Linked DNA regions of Homo sapiens: region 2 is linked to region 1. The links are chromatin loops, found by intact Hi-C in ENCODE. Cell type or tissue: heart right ventricle. All regions are shown on one strand. Links, peaks and the distances in the headings refer to the core of each region. The heading gives the core; the rest is flanking DNA.

Region 1 (8,000 bases), core at 1-8,000:
TATAGGCATGAGCCACCATGCCCGGCCCCTTGCATCGTTTTTAGTCATTGCAATAGTCTACTGACTACACTCACTATAAATCACATAACCATCCTCAATTTTTGTATTTTTTAGGATGTTTCCAATTTTTTTCAGAGTGACGCTAGGATGGGTGCCACATAACTTCCCCTGCACCCCCCACCATTTTTGTAAGGCAGAAGGAGCATGAGTTTTGAGGGCAGATAGACCGGGTTTAAATCTCAGCATTCATTACTTAGTAGCCACATGACCTCTGACAAGATCATTCATTTTCTTTCCCTCCCTCCCTCCCTCTCTTTCTCTCTTTCTTTCTTTCTTTTTTCTCTCGTACTGTCGCCCAGGCTGGAGTCCAGTGATACGATCTCGGCTCACTGCAATCTTCACTTCCCAGGTTCAAGCGATTCTCCTGCCTCAGCCTCCTGAGTAATTGGGACTACAGGCACGTGCCACCATGCCCAACTGATTTTTGTATTTTTAGTAGAGATGGGGTTTCACTATGTTGGCAGGCTTGTGTGGAACTCCTGACCTCAAGTGATCCACCCGCTTCAGCCTCCCAAAGTGCTGGGATTACAGGCATAAGCCACCATGCCCGGCCCACAAGATCATTCATTTTCCAGAGCCTCAACTTTTTCATCTATAAAATAGGAATAATACTACCTGCCTTTCCTGGTTGTTATCAGAGCTGGACATTTATAAATTGCCTCTCACACTACCCAGCACCATGGAAATATTTAATGAATTACAGCTAACGCTATTATAGTTTTCGTTTTGTTTGTTTTCTTTAGACATGCTGTCACCCAGGCTGGAGTGCAGTAGTGCCATCACTGCTAAGTGCAGCCTCAAACTCCTGGACTCAAGCAATCCTCCTGCCTCAACCTCCCCAATGGCTGGGACTGTAGGCATGCCACCATGCCCAGCTAATTTTAAAATTTTTATTTTGTATGGATGGTGTCTCACTATGTTGCCCAGGTTGGTCTTGAACTCCTAGTGTCAGAGGCATTTGAACCAGAGCAACTCAATCTTGAATAGGGGCTGGGTAAAATAACTGAGACCTCCTGGGCTGCGTTCCCAGGTTAGGCATTCTTAGTCACAGGATGAGATAGGAGGCCGGCACAAGATACAGGTCACAAAGACCTTGCTGATAAAACAGGATGTGGTAAAGAAGCCGGCCAAAACCCACCAAAACCAAAATGATGATGAAAGTGACCTCTTGTTGACCTCACTGCTCATGATATGCTAATTAGAATGCATTAGCATGCTAAAAGACACTCCCACCAGCTCCATGACAGTTTACAAATGCCGTGGCAATGTTCTGAAGTTATCCTTTATGGTCTAAAACGGGAAGGAACGCTCAATTCCTGGAAATCCCCATCCCTTTCCCAGAAAACTCATGAATAATCCACCCCTTGTTTAGCGTATAGTCAAGAAATAACTATAAGTACATTCAGGTGGGCAGCACATACCATTGCTCTGCCTATGGAGTAGCCATTCTTTTTTTTTTTTTTTTTTTTTTTTTTTTTTTGAGACAGAGTCTCGCTCTGTCGCCCAGGCCGGACTGCGGACTGCAGTGGCGCAATCTCGGCTCACTGCAAGCTCCGCTTCCCGGGTTCACGCCATTCTCCTGCCTCAGCCTCCCGAGTAGCTGGGACTACAGGCGCCCGCCACCGCGCCCGGCTAATTTTTTGTATTTTTAGTAGAGACGGGGTTTCACCTTGTTAGCCAGGATGGTCTCGATCTCCTGACCTCATGATCCACCCGCCTCGGCCTCCCAAAGTGCTGGGATTACAGGCGTGAGCCACCGCGCCCGGCCAACCATTCTTTTATTCTTTTACTTTCTTAATAAAGTTGCTTTCACTTCACTCTATGGACTTGCCCTGAATTCTTTATTGCACAAGATCCAAGAACCCTCTCTTGGGGTCTGGATTGGGACCCCTTTCCAGTAACACTGGCCTCAAGTGATCCTCCTGCCTCAGCCTCCCAAAGTGTTGGGATTATACGTGTGAGCCACCGCACCTGGCCTACTTTTTAAAAAAATCATAATCATTTTTGGCCAGGCGCAGTGGCTCATGCCTGTAATCCTAGCACTTTGGGAGGCTGAGGCGGGCAGATCATGAGGTCAGGAGATCAAGATCATCCTGGGTAACACGGTGAAACCCATCTCTACTAAAAAAAATACAAAAAAATTAGCCGGGCATGGTGGCGGGCACCGGTAGTCCCAGCTACTCGGGAGGCTGAGGCAGGAGAATGGCGTGAACCCGGGAGGCGGAGCTTGCAGTGAGCCGAGATTGGCCACTGCACTCCAGCCTGGGTGACAGAGCGAGACTCTGTCTCCAAAAAAAAAAAAAAAAAAAAAAAAAAACCATAATCATTTTTAGGAAGTTCAATTTCAAGGACCTCTCTGTTTCAAGAAGATTTCCCGATCTGTTTATGCTAACAGGTCTCATAGCCCATCTCTTCTGATTGGATCAGAATCCCCGACAGCTTAGAGGCTGGCAGGCTGAGGGTCCCCAAGGCATGAGAGAAGAGGGGGCTGTGGGGAACTTGGAGGAAGCATCACAGGAAGCTGCAGGTGGGCGGGAGGGGGATTCGTCCTGCTCCTACTAACCAAATGCACAGTCTTCCCCTCAAGCTTGCTTCTCCTCTGAGCTCTTTTGTGCCCTTGGTGATGGGTGGGGTAGACTGAGAATGGAGAACAACACAATGGTGGGAGAGGATGGGGTGGTGGAGTCGGGGGTTGGAAGAATCAGGAGGCACCCTTGTGTTTTCCCTCCAGAGGTGGCACCCCTGGGGTGGTAGATAAGGCATTGTGTTTGGAATTCAGCCCCATGGGTGTATGTAGCTGGGGTTCTAGTCCCTCCTGAGCTACCCTCGGCAAATTAGTATACCCCCGTTAGTCCTGTTTTCTGTGTCAGTTAAATGGCCAAGCTAATAATAAAGTCCACACAGAATTGGGACGCTCAAATAATAAACAATAGCACTGTCCCCAGGCATGGAGCAAATACTGCTTGCCAGGTTCTGGGCTGAGTAATTCCCACCCATTACTTCATCCGATCCTCACAACAGGCCCCAAAGGTAGGTGTTATTGTTTCTATTTTACAAGAAGGAACCCAGGACTCAAGAGAGGCGAAGGCTCCTTCCCATGCACCTCCCTCCTTTGTAATCTGGAAAGTCCTGGGTAGTTGTAATTTGTAGTTATGAATTTCTGGAGTTCTCAGCTCATTCCCTGGAGATTTGTGCTAGAAAGTTCTAGAAGATTGCAGAGTTTATTAAATAAATTGATTTGACAGGTATTTGTTGAACACTTTGCTATGGTCTGAATGTTTTTGTGTCCCTAATATTCATATGTAAAATCTTCACTTCCAAGGTATTAGGAGGTGGGCATTTGGGGAAGTGATCAGGGCATGAGAGTGGTGACCTCAGGATTGGGATCAGTGTGCTTATGAAAGAGACCATAGGGCACTAGCCAGCCCCTTCCACCATGTGGGGACACAGTGAGAAGGCACCACCTGTGAACCAGGAATAGGGCGTTCACCAGACACCAAATCTGCTGGCGCCATGATCTTGGACTTGCCAGCCTCCAGAACGGTGAGAAGTAAATTTCTGCTGTTTATAAAATGCTCAGTCCATGGTAGTTTGTTATAACAGCCCAAATAGACCAACACACCTGCTGGATGCTAGAAGTGGTTCTAGGTGCTTGGGATTCAGCAATGAACATCATAAAGCACCCTCAAAGAGGATACATTTTTGCATGCAAAGACTGAAAGATCAGCAACAAAGAAATATAAAATAAGACAAGGTAAGTGGGGAGTGCAATTTTTTGTCCAATGGTCAGAGAAGTAGGTTGTGCTCACCACTGTGACAAGATGGAAGCTGTGCTCACCACTTGCATTACAGTGTACAAGAATGTAATCTCCATAAGGACAGGGCCCTGGAATCTTGTTTCCCTTACAGCTCCAGTCCCTAGCACAAATTCTGGTTTCTAGTAGGTGCTCAATAAATATTTGTTGAATGAATGAACAAATAGCCTCAGTCTCAGATCTGCCGGAGAAATGTCCATTTTAGGGTAGGCATGGGATTTTGAATTCACCTCCTATGAGCTGACATTTATGGAGAAACTTGCGTGCCCCAGGCACTGTGCCAGCCTCCATGGCTGAGTACAGCCCTTCCCTTGAGCATCTTCATTGGAGAAGATAGCGGCGCTTGCAATTTAGTGGTCTAGAAGAGAAGGCAGCAAAGAGAATAAAGGAAGAACAGGAGTTAAGTGCAAAGAGGAAGCGTTTCAGGGTCAGCAAAGAATTCGGCAAGTGTATTGCCTGACATCTTTTTCTTGATGCAAAAAATAGCTAGTTCTGCTTTTTGGACTGGGGCTCGCTGAGTCAGGGGTTCAAAGAGAATAGCATGAGGATAGGAGCAGTAAATGTCATCTGCAGCAGATGGTGATGCCCCAGAGACAGACCGTGGCCTTGAAGATGCTTCCCTCCACCGACTCTGGCCCAAGAATCAAGGTCAAGGGCAGGCAACCGAGCTCAGCAACCTGGGGTCCCGATCCCAGCCTCTCAACTGGGCCAACCCTACCCAAGAACATCACCGTTGTTCCACCCGCTTGGACTCCACACCAGGCTCAGTGGAGTCTCAGAGTCCATGGGTGTGAGAAGAATAATTCCAGCATCTGTTATTAACCATCATTTCCATTGTTTTGGCTTCACTTTCTCTTTGGCCCTGAGAACACTGGGTCAGTGCTTCTTTGAGCACAAAACGACTGATTTGCCAGGTCTTTGTTCAGCCTCACAAAAGAAGGGGATGATTATTACAAGAACAGATTTTGCATTCCATATTTACCCCAGATGACACTGCCTTGATCCCTAAAATAACTCCAGATCGCCTGGGTGGAACTTGCTTGTTCCTTTTCATCTTGCTATTTTGCAATTGTTTATGGAGAACATCACCATAGTGATATTATCAGAGCAGGGCAGAATGAAACTCCAAACTCTGGGTTGTTATTGGTTTTTCCTTTGTACCTCGGAACATGACTTTTTCACCTCAAACCTTCTCTATTATTTCTTATAAGCATTACAGTTCTCAGTTCCAACTCAGCCAGCATCACTTTCTGACTCATCCCCAGCAGTTAAAACCACAGAGGTGGTCCACACTGGGATGAGGGATGGAAGTGCTTGGGTTGAGTTTCCAAATTGGAAACTATTTACCAGAAATCCTCTTTCCTTCAGATAAGACTGGGGTCAAAGTACTAGAGTGTTGAAAGAGGCACTAAATAAACTAAGAATCTAAAGGACCTTCAGTGTTTGGGCCAAGGAACATGGTGATAGAGTTCAACAAATAAACACAGCTGGCGTAGGGTGAGCCTTTAGCAAACACTTATCTTCTTGATTTTGTTTTTTTTTTTTTTTTTTTTTGCTCATAATTGTCAACTTGGCCCAAAGCCTTTATTATAGCATTCTCATACACTGCTGCCAGTGGTGTGTATTTGTACAACTTTTTAATGAAATTTGGCAATGAATAGCAAAAGTCTTGACAATGTAGCTCTTCCTTAGATGCAAAATTCTACTTGTGAGTGCTAAAAAAATAATTAGGGATATGAGCAGAAGGATACATACAAAGATGTTTATTGCTATTGATGGTGAAAAACTGGAAACAACCAAACTGTACAACATTAGGGGGTTACTTAAAAAAAATCAAAATACAGGACTGGCGCAGTGGCTCATGCCTATAATCCCAGCACTTTGGGAGGCTGAGGTGGGAGGAGCACTTGAACCTAGCAGTTTGAGACCAGCTTAGGCAACACAGTGGGACGCTGTCTCTACAAACAATTTTTAAAAAGTAAAACAACAAAAAAAATCATGACCCCCACTCCATGCAATGGATACTGAGCCACTATTAAAAATTATGCCGGTTGGGCGCGGTGGCTCATGCCTGTAATCCCAGCACTTTTGGAGGCCAAGGCTGGCAGATCACTTGAGATCAGGAGTTCGAGACTAGCCTGGCCAACATGGTGAAACTCTGTCTCTACTAAAAATACAAAAATTAGCCAGGTACAGGGGTGGGCATCTGTAATCCCAGCTACTTGGGGGGCTGCGGCAGGGGAATCGCTTGAACCCAGGAGGTAGAGGTTGCAATGAGCCGAAATCACACCACTGCACTCCAGCCTGGGTGATAAAGCGAGACTCCATCTCAAGAAAAAAAAAGACCAGGCGCGGTGGCTCATGCCTGCAATCCCAGCACTTTGGGAGGCCGAGGTGGGCAGATCGCAAGGTCAGGAGTTCGAGACCAGCCTGGCCAATATGGTGAAACCCCGTCTCTACTAAAAATACAAAAATTAGCCCGGCATGGTGATGGGCGCCTGTAGTCCTAGCTACTTGGGAGGCTGAGGCAGGATAATTGCTTGGACCTGGGAGGTGGAGGTTGCAGTGAGCCGAGATGGCACCACTGCACTCCAACCTGGTGACAATAAAAAAGATTAGAAGGATAAATTCAAAAAGATGAAAGTATTTCTTGGGAATTTTCTTTTCTGGTGCTTTTGTTTATAATTTTTCTACAATGGGCATGCATTTCTTTTCTTTTTTTTTTTTGAAACGGAATCTTGCTCTATCACCTAGGCTGGAGTGCAGTGGTGAGATCTTGGCTCACTGCAACCTCTGCCTCCTGGGTTCAAGCGATTTTCCCATCTCAGCCTCCTGAGTAGCTGGGATTACAGGTGCACGCCACCACACCTGGCTAATTTTTGTATTTTTAGTAGAGATAGGGTTTCCCCATGTTGGCCAAGCTGGTCTTGATCTCCTGACCTCAGGTGATCACCTGCCTGCCCCAGCCTCCCAAAGTACTGAGATTACAGGCATGAGCCACCGTGCCCGGCATTGTTTTTTTTTTTTTTTTTTTTTTTTTTTTTTTTTTGAGAACGAGTTTCCCTCTGTTGCCCAGGCTGGAGCACAGGGCATGATCTCAGCTCACTACAACCTCTGCCTCCTGGCTTCAAGCAATTCTCTGCCTCTGCCTCCTGAGTAGTTGGGACTACAGGCATGTGCCACCATGCCTGGCTAATTTTTGTATTTTTAGTAGAGATGGAGTTTCACCATGTTGACAAGGCTGGTCTCGAACTCCTGGCCTCAAGTAATCCACTACTTTGGCCTCCCAAAGTGCTGGGATTACAGGCATAAGCCACCACACCTGGCCACTACAATGAGCATGTATTTCTGTAGTCAGATGTTTAAAACGCTATTTTTTCAGAAAAATAATAAGCTGCCAAGCTTTTTTTTTTCCCCCATAAAGAAAGAGCTTAACAGACACAAGGCTGACCACGCCATGTGGGAGATGGAGTTAGCACTCAAATCATCTCCTCCAAAGTTCCTAGGTTAGGAGTTTTTCAAAGGCAGTTTGGGGAAAGAGGGGGGAGGTCAGGTAACTGGGGCTTGCTGCTGATTGATTGGGGCGGATGAAATCATAGGGAGTCTAAACTGCCCTCCTGTGAGCTGAATTCCTTCTGGGTGGGGCCACAGGAGTGGGGTTGGGAGGTCCAGGTGGAGCCATGGGGGTCAGACATGCAAAACCCCACAGATCAGGAACCCTATACAGGGACTGGGTAGACAAGGTATAAGGCCAGCTTTCCTGAGGAGTTTTATTGGCCCTATAAGTCAACTTTGGTTTCTTAGAACAGTCTGTTTGTATCTGAAAGCATGCCATTCTAGTCAAAACCTTGATAAAATAACCAGTGTCTTCAATTGCATCAGTTCCACAGGCTTAACAGGAAGCATGACTAGGAGGCCTCAGGAAACTTACAATCATAGCGGAAGGTGAAGGGGAAGCAAGCACGTCTTACCATGGTGGAGCACGAGAGACAGTGTGTCATGCCTTTTAAAATAATCTTGGCCGGGAGCAGTGGCTCATACCAGTAATCCCAGCACTTTGGGAGGCCAAGATGGGCGGATCATTTGAGGTCAGGAGTTTGAGACCAACCTGGCCAACATGGCGAA
Region 2 (14,844 bases), core at 3,910-11,909, 57 kb before region 1:
GATGAGTGCAATCTACCAGGTGTTTGAGAGTTTTAAAGACTTTGGAATTGGATAGTGTCTTGCTTCCTTTAGGCTGCTATATCAAAATACCTTAGACTTGCTAATTTATAAATAATAAAAAATTATTTCTCACAGTTCTGGAGGCTGGGAAGTCCAAAATCAAGGCACCAGCAGATTCAGTGTCTAGTGAAGGGTTCCTGTCTGTTTCCAAGGTGGCAGCTTCTTGCTGTATCCTCACATGGTGGAAGGAACACATACCATGTCCTCACATAGTGGAAGGGATGGAAGGGCAAAATAGGTTTCTTCAAGCCGTTTCATAAGGGCACTAATCTCATTCACAAGGGTGGAGTTCTCATGACCTTAGCACCTCCTAAAGACTCTACCTCTTTTTCTTTTTTTTTTTTTTTGAGACAGGGTCTCACCTCATCACCCAGGCTAGAGTGCAGTGGCACAATCTCAGCTCATTACAACCTCCACCTCCTGGGCTCAAGTGATCCTCCCACCTCAGCCTCCCAAGTAGCTGGGACTACAGGTGCATGCTACCGTGCCCAGTTAATTTTTGTATTTTTCATAGAGATGGGGTCTTACCATGTTGCCCAGGCTGCTCTTGAACTCCTGGGCTCCAGTGATTTGCCTGCTTCGGCCTCCCAAAGTGCTGGGATTGTGGGTGTGAGCCACCACACCTGGCCCCACCTCTTAATACTATTGCATTGGGAATTAATTTTCAACATGAATTTTGGAAGGACACATTCAAACCATAGCAGATGACAATTGTTGGAGGCTATCAGTGCAATGGAGAACAATGTAAGGCTGAGGGTGAATAATCACCAACAGAAGGTGAATTCCTCAGTGTGATTCCTGGAAAAATCAGTATGTTGATATGAAGTCCTTATTGTCAAATATTAATTTGATTCTCTCCAGATCAGCAAAAGGGACTGAAGTGAAGCAGAATATCTAGTGTTTAGGATATCAGCTTCTTGCTAGGCAGGCTGAGGTGGGAGGATCACCTGAACTTGGGAGGTTGAGGCTGGAGTGAGCTCTGATTGTACCACTGCACTCCAGCCTCGATGACAGAATGAAATCCTGTCTCAAAAAAAAAAAAAGAAAAAAAAAGAAGGCGGGGCGCGGTAATCTCAGCACCTTGGGATGCCGAGGTGGGCGGATCACTTGAGGTCAGAAGTTTGAGACCAGCCTGGCCAACTTGGCAAAACCCCATCTCTACTAAAAAATACAAAAATTAGCTGGGTGTGGTGGTGCGCACCTGTAATCCCAGTTACTCTGAAGGTGGAGGTAGGAGAATCGCTTGAACCCAGGAGGCGGAGGTTGCAGTAAGCAGAGATTGCGCCATTGCATTCCAGCCTGGGTGACAACAGTGAAACTCCATCTCAAAAAAAAAGTAAAGAAAAGAAAAAAAGAATATCAGAGTCTTGTGGGCAGAGATTTGTGGCTTTTGTTCACTGATACTTCCAGATGTCCAGAACAGTGTCTGGCATATGGTAAGAGCTAAGTAAATATTTGGGTAATAAATGTCTGAATATAACCTTAATAATTTGATTAGACATTCCATGAAATCCCCAAGAGTAAGGAAATAGGGCTAAGAAAGCCTTAACAGAAAGAAAGACAAGAACTAGAGAAATGGATGGGGCTTAAATAAGAGAGCAACAGATAATAATAATTAATGCTAACACATTGAGCATGTATCTCTTTAGGGATTGCTTATACTAGTCAGTAAGTATCTGAGGCTCTTGTATTGATTATCTCATTTGATCCTTTCCACCACCCTAGGAAGTAGGTATTATGGTCTCCACTTACAGATGAGGACACTGAAGCAAAGAGAGGTTAAATGAGTTGCCCAAGATCACACAGTAAAAAGTTATGCTGACCTTCAAACCCAATCTGTTTTTCTCTGGAGCCAGAGCTCTCAACAAAAATAAATGCAAGCGGCTGGGCGCGGTGGCTCACGCCTGTAATCCCAGCACACTGGGAGGCCGAGGCGGGCGGATCGCGAGGTCAGGAGATCAAGACCATCCTGGCTAACTCGGTGAAACCCCGTCTCTACTAAAAATACAAAAAAAACTTAGCCGGGTGTGGTGGCGGGCGCCTGTAGTCCCATCGGGAGGCTGAGGCAGGAGAATGGCGTGAACCCGGGAGGCGGAGCTTGCAGTGAGCCGAGATGGCGCCACTGCACTCCAGCCTGGTGACAGAGCAAGACTCTGTCTCAAACAAACAAACAAACAAAAAAACAAAAATGTAAGCACCTTCTATAATCCAGGTACTATTCTTTTTTTTTTTTGAGACAGGGCCTCACTCTGATGCCCAGGTGGAGTGCAGTGGTGAAATCTTGGCTCACTGCAGCCTTGGCCTCCTCTCTCAGCCTCCCTAGTAACTGGGACTACCGTCATCTGCCAACACACCTGGCTAATTTTTGTATTTTTTGTGGAGGCAAGGTCTTGCTATGTTGCCCAGGCTGGTCTTGAATTCCTGGGCTCAAGTGATCCTCCTGCCTTGGCCTCTCAAAGTCCTGGGATTACAGGTGTGAGCCACCCTGCCAGGCCCAGGTACTGGTCTAAGCGTCACACACTTGCTACCCTACAACACATCTATGCTGGCAATATTATTGTCACCATCATGCCTGTGTTATAGACCAGGAAACAAAGACATGGAGAGGTTAAGTGATTTACTTAAAGCCACATATAAATAAGCAGAAAGGCTAGATTTGAGATCGGACAGTCTAGCCCCAGCTTCCAAGCTCATAACTAATAAATACTACCCTGCTGCTTGGCTAAGTGAGGGGCAAGGCTGATTATCGGCATTTAGGTTGCAACATATGATCCAGTTTGATTTGGTGAAATAAACACAGACTTTAGGAATAGATAGCCCTGAGTTTGAACATCTGATTTTCCAGTGACTTGCTGGGTGACTTTCCCCAATTGTAAAATGCAAAGAAAAACCATATCCAGGCCGGGCGTGGTGGCTCAGGCCGGTAATCCCAGCACTTTGGGAGGCCTAGGTGGGTGGATCATCTGAGGTCAGGAGTTTGAGACCAGCCCAGCCAACATGGTGAAACCCCGTCTCTACTAAAAATACAAAAATTAGCTGGGTGTGGTGGCACACGCCTGTAAATCCCAGTTATTTGGGAGGCTGAGGCAGGGAATTGCTTGAACCCAGGAGGCGCAGGTTGCAGTGAGCCAAGATCGCACCACTGCACTCCACCTGGGCAAAAAGAACAAAACTCCGTCTCAAAAAAAAAAAATTCATATCCACTTTGCAATTGTGAGGAGTAATGAGGTCATGAATATAAAGTTCCTGGCAGAGTTCCTGGCATGATCAAGACATTTTAATGACTTTTTTTTCCCTCCCATCTTGCTGAAGATATTTAGCTTAGATCAGGGGTCTTAACTCTTTTGCGCCACAGACCCCCTTTAGCAGTCTGGGGAAGCTGATGAGGCCTTTCTCAGAATATTTATTTTATTTTTATTATTATTATTATTGTTGTTTTTGAGACAGGGACTCACTCTGTTGCCCAGGGTGGAGCATGGTAGTGCCATCACGGTTCACTGCAGCCTCAACCTCTCCTGAGTCAGGTGATCCTCCCACCTCAGCCTCCCAAGTAGCTGGGACTACAGGCGAGCGCCACCACACCCAGCTACTTTTTGTATTTTTTTTTTTTTTTGTAGAGACGGGGTTTCACCATGTGGCCCAGGGTGGTAACTCCTGGGCTCAAGCACTCCACTCACCTTGGTCTCCCAACATGCTGAGATTACAGGGGTGAGGCACCGCACCCAGCCTCAGAATAATGATTTTACATACAAACAATAAAATGCATAGGACTACAAGGGAGGTCAAATATAGTGAAATACCATTATCAAAAATGTTTCAAATTTAAATTTATGATATAATAATTTATGAGCTTGTTAATGCGTTAAGTAATAAGACTTAATGGCAGATCCAAAAAGACCAAAAATTCAAAGAAGTGATGAGGGTGAAAGATATTTGGGGATAATCCAGAGCACCCGTTGTGTGAGATGAAAATAGCAATGGTTTCTATCAGTGACAGGAGCCAGTCCTGCTAAGTCTGCAGGGGTTTGTTGCCTACAATCACAATGGAAGAAAATGCTAAATTCCAGCATGAGGTCAGTGAAGGGAAAAGAAAAAAAGGTGTAATTTTTTTTCCATCCAAGTTCACAGACCCCTGGGTTAAGAACAGCTGGTGTAGAGGAAGGCAGTGGAGAGGAAACTCTGGAACTAGCCAGTTTGTTTGGAAGCGCTTCGTATATGGGCCTCTTCAGTCATCTTTTTGGATGTTATTGATTTGGCCCTGTATGGAGAGCAGTGATACACGTCAGATTCACAATTCTCAAAGCATAACTGCTGATCTTCCCTCCACCCCCAGACCTGCCACACCCGAAGCCTTCTTCAGCTCCATGGATGGCTCTCTTCTTCCAATTGCCCAACAAAAACCCTGGCGTTGCCTTGAAGCACCCCACATTGAATCCATTGGAAAATCCTACTGGCTCTGCCTTCCTGACTCTGCCCACCGCTGCCTGCCTCCACTGCTCCCAACCTTGTCTGAGCCACAGTGACTTCTCACCTGGTTACTGCAATGGCCCCATCTACTCCCCCAGCTTCCTCCTTGTCCCCCTGAAGTTCATTTATTTTTATTTTTATTTTTAAATTAAGTAGAGACATAGTCTCACTATGGTGTCCAGGCTGGTCTTGAACTCCTGAGCTCAAGTGATCCTCCCGTCTCAGCCTCCCAAAGTGCTAGGATTACAGGCATGAGCCACCATGCCTGGCCATCCCTGCAGTTCATTTTTTTTTTTTTTTTTTTGAGACGGTGTCTGGCTCTGTCACCCAGGCTGCACAATCTCAGCTCACTGCAACCTCCACCTCCCAGGCTCAAGCCATCCTTCCGCCTCAGCCTCCCACGTAGGTGGGACTATGGGTGCACGCCACCACGCCCGGCTAATTTTTGTGTTTTTTGTAGAGATGGGGTTTCACCATGTTGCCCAGGATGGTCTTGAACTCTTGGCCTCAAGCAATCTACCCACCTTGGCCTCCCAAAGTGCCAGGATTACAGGTGTGAGCCACTGCACCCGGCCATCCCTGCTGTTTATTTTTAACACAGCAGGCAGAGTGACCCTTTATGTGCCGGCTCCTTGCTCACTTTGCTACAGGCACTTTGGTCTCCTTGCTGCTCCTCAAACATGATAGGCACACTCCTACCTTAGGGCCTTTGCACTGACTTGACTGTTCCCTTTGACAGCAGTAATCTTCCCTCCAACAGCAGCATTTCTAATTCTCACATCTCTTTGAACTCTTCATGCAAATGTCATCTCTTCTATGAGGCCTACCCTGATTACCTTATGTATTTGAGAATAAATAAATAAAGCTGGAATGCAGCAGCGTGATCTCAGCTCACTGCAACCTCTGCCTCCCAGGCTCAAGTGATCCTCCTACCTCAGCCTCCCAAGTAGCTGGGACTACAGATGCATGCCACCATACCTGGCTAACTTTTGTATTTTTAGTGGAGACAGCGTTTCACTATGTTGGCCAGGCTGGTCTCGAACTCCTGACCTCAAGTGATCCTCCCACCTAGGCCTCCCAAAGTGCTGGGATTACAGACGTGAGCCACTGTGCCTGGCCCCTCATTCCCCTCTTTAAATGTGAAACATCTATCTTCAGCCCTCCCAATCCCCTTACCCTGTTCTAATCTTTCTTTCGTTTTTGGCGCTTAAGATCTTACAGCATGTTATATAATTTACCTATTTATTTTCTGTCTTCCTCCTTTTTCCACCCACCTCCAACTAGAAAATAAACTCCATATGAAAAAGAATCTTTGTTTTGCTTACTGTTATCTTTATAGTACGTAATAGGTACTCGGTACATGGAGTAAGTCAAGGACGAAAGCATAGCTGGTGGGTTACATGTTGTAGTGAAACAACTCAGACCCCAGAACCAGAGCTGGACTCTGTTCCCAGCTCTAGCACCAACAAGCTGTGCTACCCTGAGGAACTCACTGCATCTCTCTGAGCTTCCGGGTCCCAGTCTGTAACAAGGAAGTTACAGAAGCTAACCCGCAAAGTTGTGAGGATTAAGAGAGCTAGTTAGAGGCCAGGTGAGGTGGCTCATGCCTGTAATCCCAGCACTTTGGGAGGCCGAGGTGGGCAGATCATGAGGTCAGGAGTTCGAGACCAGCCTGACCAACATGGTGAAACCCCATCTCTACTAAAAATACAAAAATTAGCCAGGTGTGGTGGCGCATGCCTGTAATCCCAGGTACTCAGGAGGCTGAGGCAGGAGAATCGCTTGAATCCAGGAGGCAGAGTTTGCAGTGAGCTGAGATTGCGCCACTGCACTCCAGCCTGGGCGACAGAGCAAGACTCCATCTCGAAAAAAAAAAAAAGAGAGACAGTTACTTGGGGCCAGGCATGGTGGCTCATGCCTGTAATTCCAGCACTTTGGGAGGCCGAGGTGAGTGGGCAAATCACTTGAGCTCAGGAATTGGAGACCAGCCTCGGCAATATGATGAAACCCCATCTCTACAAAAAATACAAAAAAATTAGCCAGGCACAGTGGCACATGCCTGTAGTCTCAGCTACACGGGAGGCTGAGGTGGGAGGATTGCTTGAGCCTGGGAGGCAGAGACTGCAGTGAGCTGTGATTGCGCTACTGCACTTCAGCCTGGGTGACAGAGCAAGATCCCATTTCAAAAAAAAAAAAGAAAAAAGAAAAAAAGAGCTAGTTGGTCAAGGGCGTGGCGCTTTGCAGGTGTTTAATAAATGCCAGTTCCTGGTCCCCTTCTGATCCGGAATAAGTAACTTCCTCCTGTTGGCATGGAGTCCCTGGACTCCAGTAAAAGAGCCAAGTTTGTGTCCCTCCCCCTCGTCATGTTCTCAGAAAGGCTCAGAATAGAACCCAAATCTCCTGGCTCCACTTGGAGCTGTAGCCAACAGACCACACGACCACTTTTTTCCTGTCCACTACTTTCTTTTGAGGTGGAAAGTAGTCAGTTGGAATAACTTACCCAGGGGCAGGGAAAGGAAAAAACAGCAAAAATTGTTTTAAAAGGGAGTTATACAAGCATTTGCAGGAAAACCCCATTGAGGGGCATTAATGCTGATTCAAAGGAGGAGGAAATATGAAATCTGACAGTTTTCCAGGCCTCTGGTCCTGAATTTCCTCTCTTCCATCACACGTTTTTCTCACCCACAAAATGGGCCTTAAAAAAAGGATGACAGGTTAGAAAATAGACCATGTCAAAAAAAGTGGGGAGTCTTGAGGTTGTTGTTCCGCAAGAGCATAAATGCTGCTCCCCATTATGACCGGCCAGTTCCCTAAGTAATAATGGGGAAAGGCAGGCTCAGGCAGAAGCTGATGTCTCCCCGGGGAAGGAGAATGAATTCTGGATTACGAATGGAGACCATTTTCCAGGGCTGCTTTGATCTCTTGCCAGATCCAGGGCTGGAGACCAGCAAGTTGGGACTCCAAGGAAAACCGGACTTCGCAGCAGTCTCTAGCAGCTGTCTTCCCAAACGGGTGTGTGCCTGCAAAGCCGGGGCGGCCCTACGGTCCAGCCCAGCTTCTGCCCAGCGCCTGTGCCCTTGCGCTTCTGCCCCTGGGAGTCCTGCCTCCCGCTTTTCCTCCCCACCCAAAACAGAGCTGAGTTGGCGGCCGAAAATGAGTAAGTGTGAAGTGAGACTGCACACTAGTCTTTGTTGAGGGTTTGTTTTTGCCAAGCAGCTTGGTGGAGAAGATTGCATTGCTTGGTTATTTTTAAACCTGGATTTCTGGAATTTTATTTGGAAAAAAACAAAACAGAAACTCAAGTCTTGAGAGGCTAGTGGCTCCAGGCATCCTCTCTAGGAGGCTTGATATTGCCTAGAGCTGCCAGGAGCCTGGGGGAGTTTTGGGCCGTCAGAGGATGGAGGAGCAGAGGGTTTCCAGTCAGTTCTGGAAAGCAGCCCTGCTCCCCATCCCCAGGGGAGAGAACACCACACCTATATGAGGCCTCACTTCTGGTGTTTCTACTTGCTGTGTGCCAGGCTGGGTGGCAATCAAGACAGTTTCGGTCCTTGGTTGTGTGTGGCTCATGGCTTAGATGAAGATGATTTTCTTTTTTTATTTTTTAGAGGTGGGGTCTCACTATCCTGCCCAGACTGGTCTCAAACTCCTGGCCTCAAACCATCCTCCTACCTCGGCCTCCCAAAGTGCTGGGATTACAGGCATGAGCCAGTAGTTCACCTGGCCTAGATGAAGAAATTGATAGTTGCAATATATTTACAATACCAGCTTCACAGGGGAAGACACAAAGGTTGGGGTTGGGGCTGCTAACCTAGCCTAGAAGGATCCAGAATGAAACCCAAAGAATGTGTAGGGTCAGCAAAGCACAGCCAGAGAGGACTGTGGGTAGGAGAGGGGTGGGGCGGGGGTGGCAGCAAGAAAGCAGGGGCTTGATAGCAGAGACTTGGCTTCTAGCTCCTGCTCCATCTCCAGCAAGCAGTGCCATTTAAGCAAATGTGCTTGTCTCCTCTGCACTTCATTCTGTTCATCTATAAAACAAGGGATGTTATTAATCCGTTACTTACAAAAGCTAACATTTACTGAGTCCATACTTGGTGCCAGACCCTATTCTAAGCACCTTATATATATTAAGTCCAGGGGTAATTTTCAAAAACAATAAAATTATGACTTTCATACAGATATTAAATGAACCCATATCAAAGATTTTGTGGAACACATTAAGTAATGAGGGAATTGATAAGATGTTACGACTAGTTCAAAATATCTCACAGTTATAGTCGCGTAAGGAACAGGGAAGTGAACTTACAGATTAGGTACGAAACTGGCAAAGTTGGTTGATATCCACAAGGCAATAATTAATTTCATTCTACCGGACACAAGTTGCATTTCTATGGACAAGAACCAGGCCGGGCACAGTGACTCATGCCTGTAATCCCAGCACTATGGGAGGCCGAGGCAGCAGATCACTTGAGGTCAGGAGTTCGAGACTAGCCTGACCAACATGATGAAACCCTGTCTCTACTAAAAACACAAAAATTAGCTGGGTGTGGTGGTGCATGCCTGTAATCCCAGCTACTCGGGAGGTTGAGGCAGCAGAATCGCTTGAACCCGGGTGGTGGAGGTTGCGGTGAGCCAAGATCGCACCATTACACTCCAGCCTGGGCAACAAGAGTGAAACTCCCATCTCAAAAAAAAAAAAAAAAAAAAAAAAGAACAATTTGTTTTACTGACAGCTTTCTACAAGATACAGAGCTATAAAGTAGCTCAAAGACAATGAAGGGCCAAAAATAATCCTATGGGTTGAGCTAGTCAGGACACCCACTGAATGTCGAGGTTTTTCTAATTTGTCCCTATGATCTCCCCAACCCCTTAGGATCATTATAATCTTAAAGAAAAATGACTCTTGATTTAAAAATTGACTGTTCTCATTAGATGTGGTCTGATTGTTTATGTAGGTACAGCAAGAGAGTTAATTTGTCAGCTAGACATGGTGGCTCATGCCTGTAACCTCAGCACTTTTGGGAGGCCGAGGTGGATGGATCACTTGAGCCCAGGAGGTCCAGACTAGCTTGGGCAACATCGTGAAACCCCTTCTCTACAAAAAATACAAAAAATTAGCTGGGCATGGTGGCACACACCTGTAGTCTCAGCTACTAAGGAGGCTAAGGTGGGAGGATTACCTGAGCCTAGGAGGTTGAGGCTGCAGTGAGCCATGATTGCGCCACTGCACTCCAGCCTGGGCGACAGAATGACACATTGTCTCAAAGAAAAAAAAATATTAATTTGTCGTATAGGCCTCCTAAATGTGCTTCACAAAATTTACAGCCATGTCGTTTCAAACAATTACAAAATTAGCTTTTGTCTAGAAGTTTTCATAAGGAATCTCCAATTGGAATCTTTATTCTTTTCCCAGCTGGAATCGTAAAAGGCTCTATTATTTGTTATTTCAAAGTTAAGACACCCAGCTCAAGACGCTTCCCACAAAATTTCTTTCACCTGTCAAACCTGTATATCTGAGTGAATTCTTCTCTTTTTTTGTTCTCTGAATATCATAAAGTTCCTGGCCTTCCAGGAAGTGACTGTCTTTAATATCTGTAAATCAGGTACCAAGTCACTTTTGTTTTTTTTGTTTGTTCTTTTTTTTTTTTTTTTTTTTTTTTTGAGACTGAGTTTCGCTGTTGTTGCCCGGGCTGGAGTGCAATGGCACGATCTTGGCTCACCACAACCTCCGCCTCCCAGATTCAAGCAGTTATCCTGCCTCGGCCTCCAGAGTAGCTGAGATTACAGGCATGCGCCACCATGCCCGGCTAATTTTTTTTTTTGTATTTTTAGTAGAGATGGTGTTTCTCCATGTTGGTCAGGCTGGTCTCGAACTCCTGACCTCAGGTGATTCATCCGCCTCAGCCTTCCAAACTGCTGGGATTACAGGCGTGAGCCACCGCGCCCGGCCCTTTTTTTTTTTTTTTTTTAAGACAGAGTCTGGTTCTATCATACAGGCTGGAGTGCAGTGGTGCGACCTCAGCTCCTGCAACTTTCGCCTCCCCGGTTCAGGCTATTCTCCTGCCTCAGCCTGCCCAGTAGCTGGGACTACAGATTACCGCCACCACAGCTGGCTAATTTTTATATTTTTAGTAGAAATGAGGTTTCACCATGTTGGCCATACTGTTCTCAAACTCCTGACCTCAGGTGATCTGCCTGCCTTGGCCTCCCAAAGTGGTGGGATTACAGGTGTGAGCCACCGCACCTGGCCCCAAGCCAGTTTTCATGGAGACCTTTGTAGGCGTGTGTTCCGTAAGTATTAACACAAATTTTATCCCTTAAAATGCCCTGTCACACCTGATTTAGTGAGCACCATTCTCAGATATGATGCTCCAAGTGAGGCCTTGGCTACAATTAATCCATTTGTCCTGGTAAGAAGGAGGACATAGTCCTGCTGAACATGTGCAAATAACTATTACCATGAAAAGTAAAAAGACTTTTTTTTTTTTTTTAGGTGGAGTTTCGCTCTTGTTGCCCAGGCTGGAGTGCAATCGCGCAATCTCGGCTCACCGCAACCTCCACCTCCCGGGTTCAAGAGAGTCTCCTGCCTCAGCCTCCCGAGTAGCTAGAATTACAGGTGCCCACCACCAAGCCCGGCTAGTTTTGTATTTTTAGTAGAGACGAGGTTTCTCCATGTTGGTCAGGCTGGTCTCGAACTCCTGACCTCAGATGATCTGCCCGCCTCGGCCTCCCAAAGTGCTGGGATTACAGGCATGAGCCACCACGGCTGGCCAAAAAGTAAAAAGACTTTATAAGAGTTTCTGAATTCTAGAAGGCCAGGGAGAATCAGATATCATTTTTAAATGGTTTCTTTCCGTTTATAAAAGCAGAGATGACAAAATTGTTATGGTTACAGATGGATTAAGAAGAGAGAGAAAGGACATTTCTTCTTTAATAAATAAGGACAATAGAACGTTGAAACAACACCAGCAGTTTTCTAAACATATTTGTTTAGAAAAATACAATAAAATTTCCCTCATCAGTTCACTCAGTCCTATGTAATTAATTCTTATTCTGCTGTCTTCTGAGTTAAACATGAAACTATTTGCTTCTAACCCTCAACAGCCCTGGAAATCCTGACTCATTCCATTGATAATAGTCTAAGAATTTTCTAAGTAATGTCAGCTCAGCTCAGTTTGAAGTACCTGGTACAGTCCTTTCCCATACAGCTCTGAGACTGTCCTTGGTTCGAAACACCAAATCCAGCCTGTAGCTTATAGCAGTAAACCTCTGAGGCATTGCAGATGACAGAGAGTTAATATGGCTTTGGTTAATTTATTATAGATCATCTTAAAATGTGAAAGGTCTGGCCGGGCTCGGTGGCTCACACCTGTAATCCCAGCACTTTGGGAGGCCGAGGGGGGCAGCTCACCTGAGGTCAGGAGTTCGAGACCAGCCTGGCCAACATGATGACACCCTGTCTCTATTAAAAATACAAAAAATTAGCTGGGCATGGTGGCACACGCCTGTAATACAGTTACTCAGGAGGCTGAGGCAGGGGAATCGCTTGAACCCAGGAAGCAGAGGTTGTAGTGAGCCGAGATTGTGCCACTGCACTCCAGCCTGGGCAACAGAGCGAGAGTCCATCTTAAAATACAATACAATACAATACAATATAAAATAAAATAAAATAAGAAAGATCTGATGAAGGTTCATAACAGGAGCCAGGAAACAAGGAAATGTGGTTGTTTCTGTGGCATGCAAAACAGAGATAATAAAACCACATCCAAAATTTTGACAAAATACCTCTAAAGATAATTGATTACATCTATCTGCACAGAAATCAGTAAATATTACATCTGATTCATAGAAATGTATGAACATAATTTGTACAGAGGAAAGAAAATCTTGAGATTGAACATATGATAATACAGAAACATTTTTTTTTTTTTTGAGACAGGTTCTGACTCCGTCGCCCAGGCTGGAGCGCAGTGGCATGATCATGGCTCACCACCGCCTCAACTTCTTGAGCTCAAGTGATCCTCCTGCCTCAGTCTCCCAAGTAGCTTGGACTACAGGCATGCACCACCATGCCTAGCTAATTTTATTTTTATTTTTTATAGAGATGGGATCCCACTATATTGCCCAAGCTGGTCTCAAACTCCTGGGCTCAAGCAATCCTCTCACCTCAACCTCCCAAAATGTTGGGATTACAGACATGAGCCACTGCTCCTGGACATAATTTTTGTTTTTATGAGCCCAGGAGTTTGGTACCAAGAATATCAACTAAAGAGATTCAGGCCAGGAGTGGCGGCTTCATGCCTATAATCCTAGCACTTTGGGAGGCTGAGACAGATGGATTACCTGAGCTCAGGAGTTTGAGACCAGCCTGGCTGACATGGTGAAACTCCGTCTCTACTAAAATACCAAAAATCAGCTGGGCGTGATGGCATGCACCTGTAATCCCAGCTACTCAGAGGCTGAGGCAGCAGAATTGCTCAAACCCAGGAGGTGGAGGTTGCAGTGAGCCGAGATTGCGCCACTGCACTCCAGCCTGGGCAACAAAGCAAAACTGTTTAAAAAAAAGAAGAAAGATTCAGTAACAGTAGAGTAGAGCCTAGACACCTTACAAATGTTTACAGCTCTCTGTTCCATGACGAGTCTGATGTGCATCCTAACCAAGACACACTGGCTTTGACCATGATAGATTCAAATTAAAGAAGGAAGGTTGTGGCAAGTAAACATTTTAAATAACTGAACTTGGCCGGGTGTGGTAGCTCACGCCTATAATCCCAGCTCTTTGGGAGGCCAAGACAGGCAGATCTCTTGAGCCCAGGAGTTCAAGACTAGCCTGGGCAATATGTAGAAATCCCATCTCTAGAAAAATACAAAATTGCCAGGCATGGTGGTGCCTGCTTGTGGTCCCAGCTACTAAGGAAGGCTGAGGTGGGAGGATCATCTGAGCCCGGGGAGGTTGAGCCTGCAGTGAGCCATGATTGCATCACTGCACTCCAGCCTGGGTGACAGATACCCTGTCTCAACAAAATAAAAAAAAGAAAGGAAAGGAAAGGAAAGTGAAAGGGGAAGGGGAAGGGGAAGGGAATGGGAAGAGGTAGGGAAGGGGAAGAGGAAGGGAAGGGGAACAGAAGGGGAAGGGGAAGGGAAGGCAAAGGGGAAAGGGAATTGAAGGGGAAGGGGAAGGGGAAGGGAAGGGAAGTGAAGGGAAGGGAAGAGAAGGGAAGGGAAGGGAAGGGAAGGGAAGAGAAGGGAAGGGAAGGGAAAGGAAAGGAAGGAAGAAAGAAAACTGAACTCATAGCTGATAACACTGTACTGTTGTTGCCAATATCATCAGGCAAAGCATGACCAGGACTTTGATAAAAGTCGGAAAACTCGACAGATCTGTTTCAGGAGTTCTAGTTCATAAGAGAACTAGCTCATGGGAGCGTTCTCCTTAAGGATAAAAACATACAAGGGACAGCCGGGAGCAGGAGTTCACGCCTGTAATCCCAGCACTTTGGGAGGCTGAGGCAGTGGATTCCTTGAGTCCAGGAGTTTGAGACCAGCCTAGGCAACATGGTGAAAACCCTGTCTCTACTTTAAAAATAAAGAAATTAGCTGGGCATGGTGGCGTGCGCCTATAGTTCCAGCTACTTGGGAGGCTGAGGTGGAAGAATCACCTGAACCTGGGAGGTTGAGGCTGCTGTGAGCCGAGATCGCGCCACTGCACTCCAGCCAGGACCACCCCAAACCCCCCAAAAAAACAAAACAAAAATATAAGGGACAAGGCCATTGTCTCAGGGGCTTCCCATAAAGCATGCAATTTTAAAATATTTATGTGAATAATATTTTAATTACACAAATTTAACCTGAGCATCTCTTCTGAATTGACAACTCTTCCCGTCCAACTTTTTAATTAAACCTAATTATTTCTTGCATTTTTCATCTAAAGTGAAAGAACAAATCTTTGTGATTTTCCAGGGTTACTTGGGAAATCTCAAAGATCATTTTAGGTGAAGAACATATTTTGAAAGTTTTATTTTATTTTTTTCTATTTAAGGATTCAATTTAGGAAGGCAAAAATCAAAACAGTTGTCAAGGAGATTTGGACATTTGATTAAGATAGGATCTTGGGTGCCTGTAATTGTGACAAGAAGCACTTAAAAATAAGCATAGAAGGTAACAAAAATGGTAAAGAACATTAGCTTCTTCATAAGTGAGAATTCCTGAAGTAAATTGATTATTTAGGGGGAAAAAAGAATTTATTAAGACCTGGAGTCTTTGTTCTCTGTGTAATTATATAGTAAAGAATAACCTTTTATATTGCGGTAAATCAAGCCCATC

Evidence for each region. A loop is a pair of places that touch in the nucleus more often than their neighbours do. Peaks named below come from ENCODE experiments on the same cell type or tissue, not always from the same donor. Only the 100,000 strongest peaks of a DNase experiment are listed, where the experiment ranks them.
Region 2: it touches region 1 in a loop (10-fold over the local background); 13 of 110 quality-filtered maps call a loop at or near these places.

What each region holds. Positions count from the first base shown.
Region 1 is chr1:19,502,288-19,510,287 of GRCh38, reverse strand. All of the region lies in intron 1 of LOC105376819 (a long non-coding RNA gene), which reads right to left. LOC105376818 (a long non-coding RNA gene) reads left to right here. Exons shown (of 3, transcript XR_947018.1): 3 at 360-398. Among named protein-coding and RNA genes, the nearest start is that of CAPZB, 21 kb to the right of the region's middle. In heart right ventricle, for the core only: no CTCF peak of the experiment used is centred there; DNase peaks (open chromatin) are centred at 1,106 and 4,524; H3K4me3 peaks cover 772 bases; H3K27ac peaks cover 7,411 bases.
Region 2 is chr1:19,556,615-19,571,458 of GRCh38, reverse strand. No RefSeq gene overlaps it. Among named protein-coding and RNA genes, the nearest start is that of MICOS10-DT, 33 kb to the left of the region's middle. RefSeq lists a silencer at 948-1,197. In heart right ventricle, for the core only: no CTCF peak of the experiment used is centred there; DNase peaks (open chromatin) are centred at 7,538 and 7,970; H3K4me3 peaks cover 1,170 bases; H3K27ac peaks cover 2,349 bases.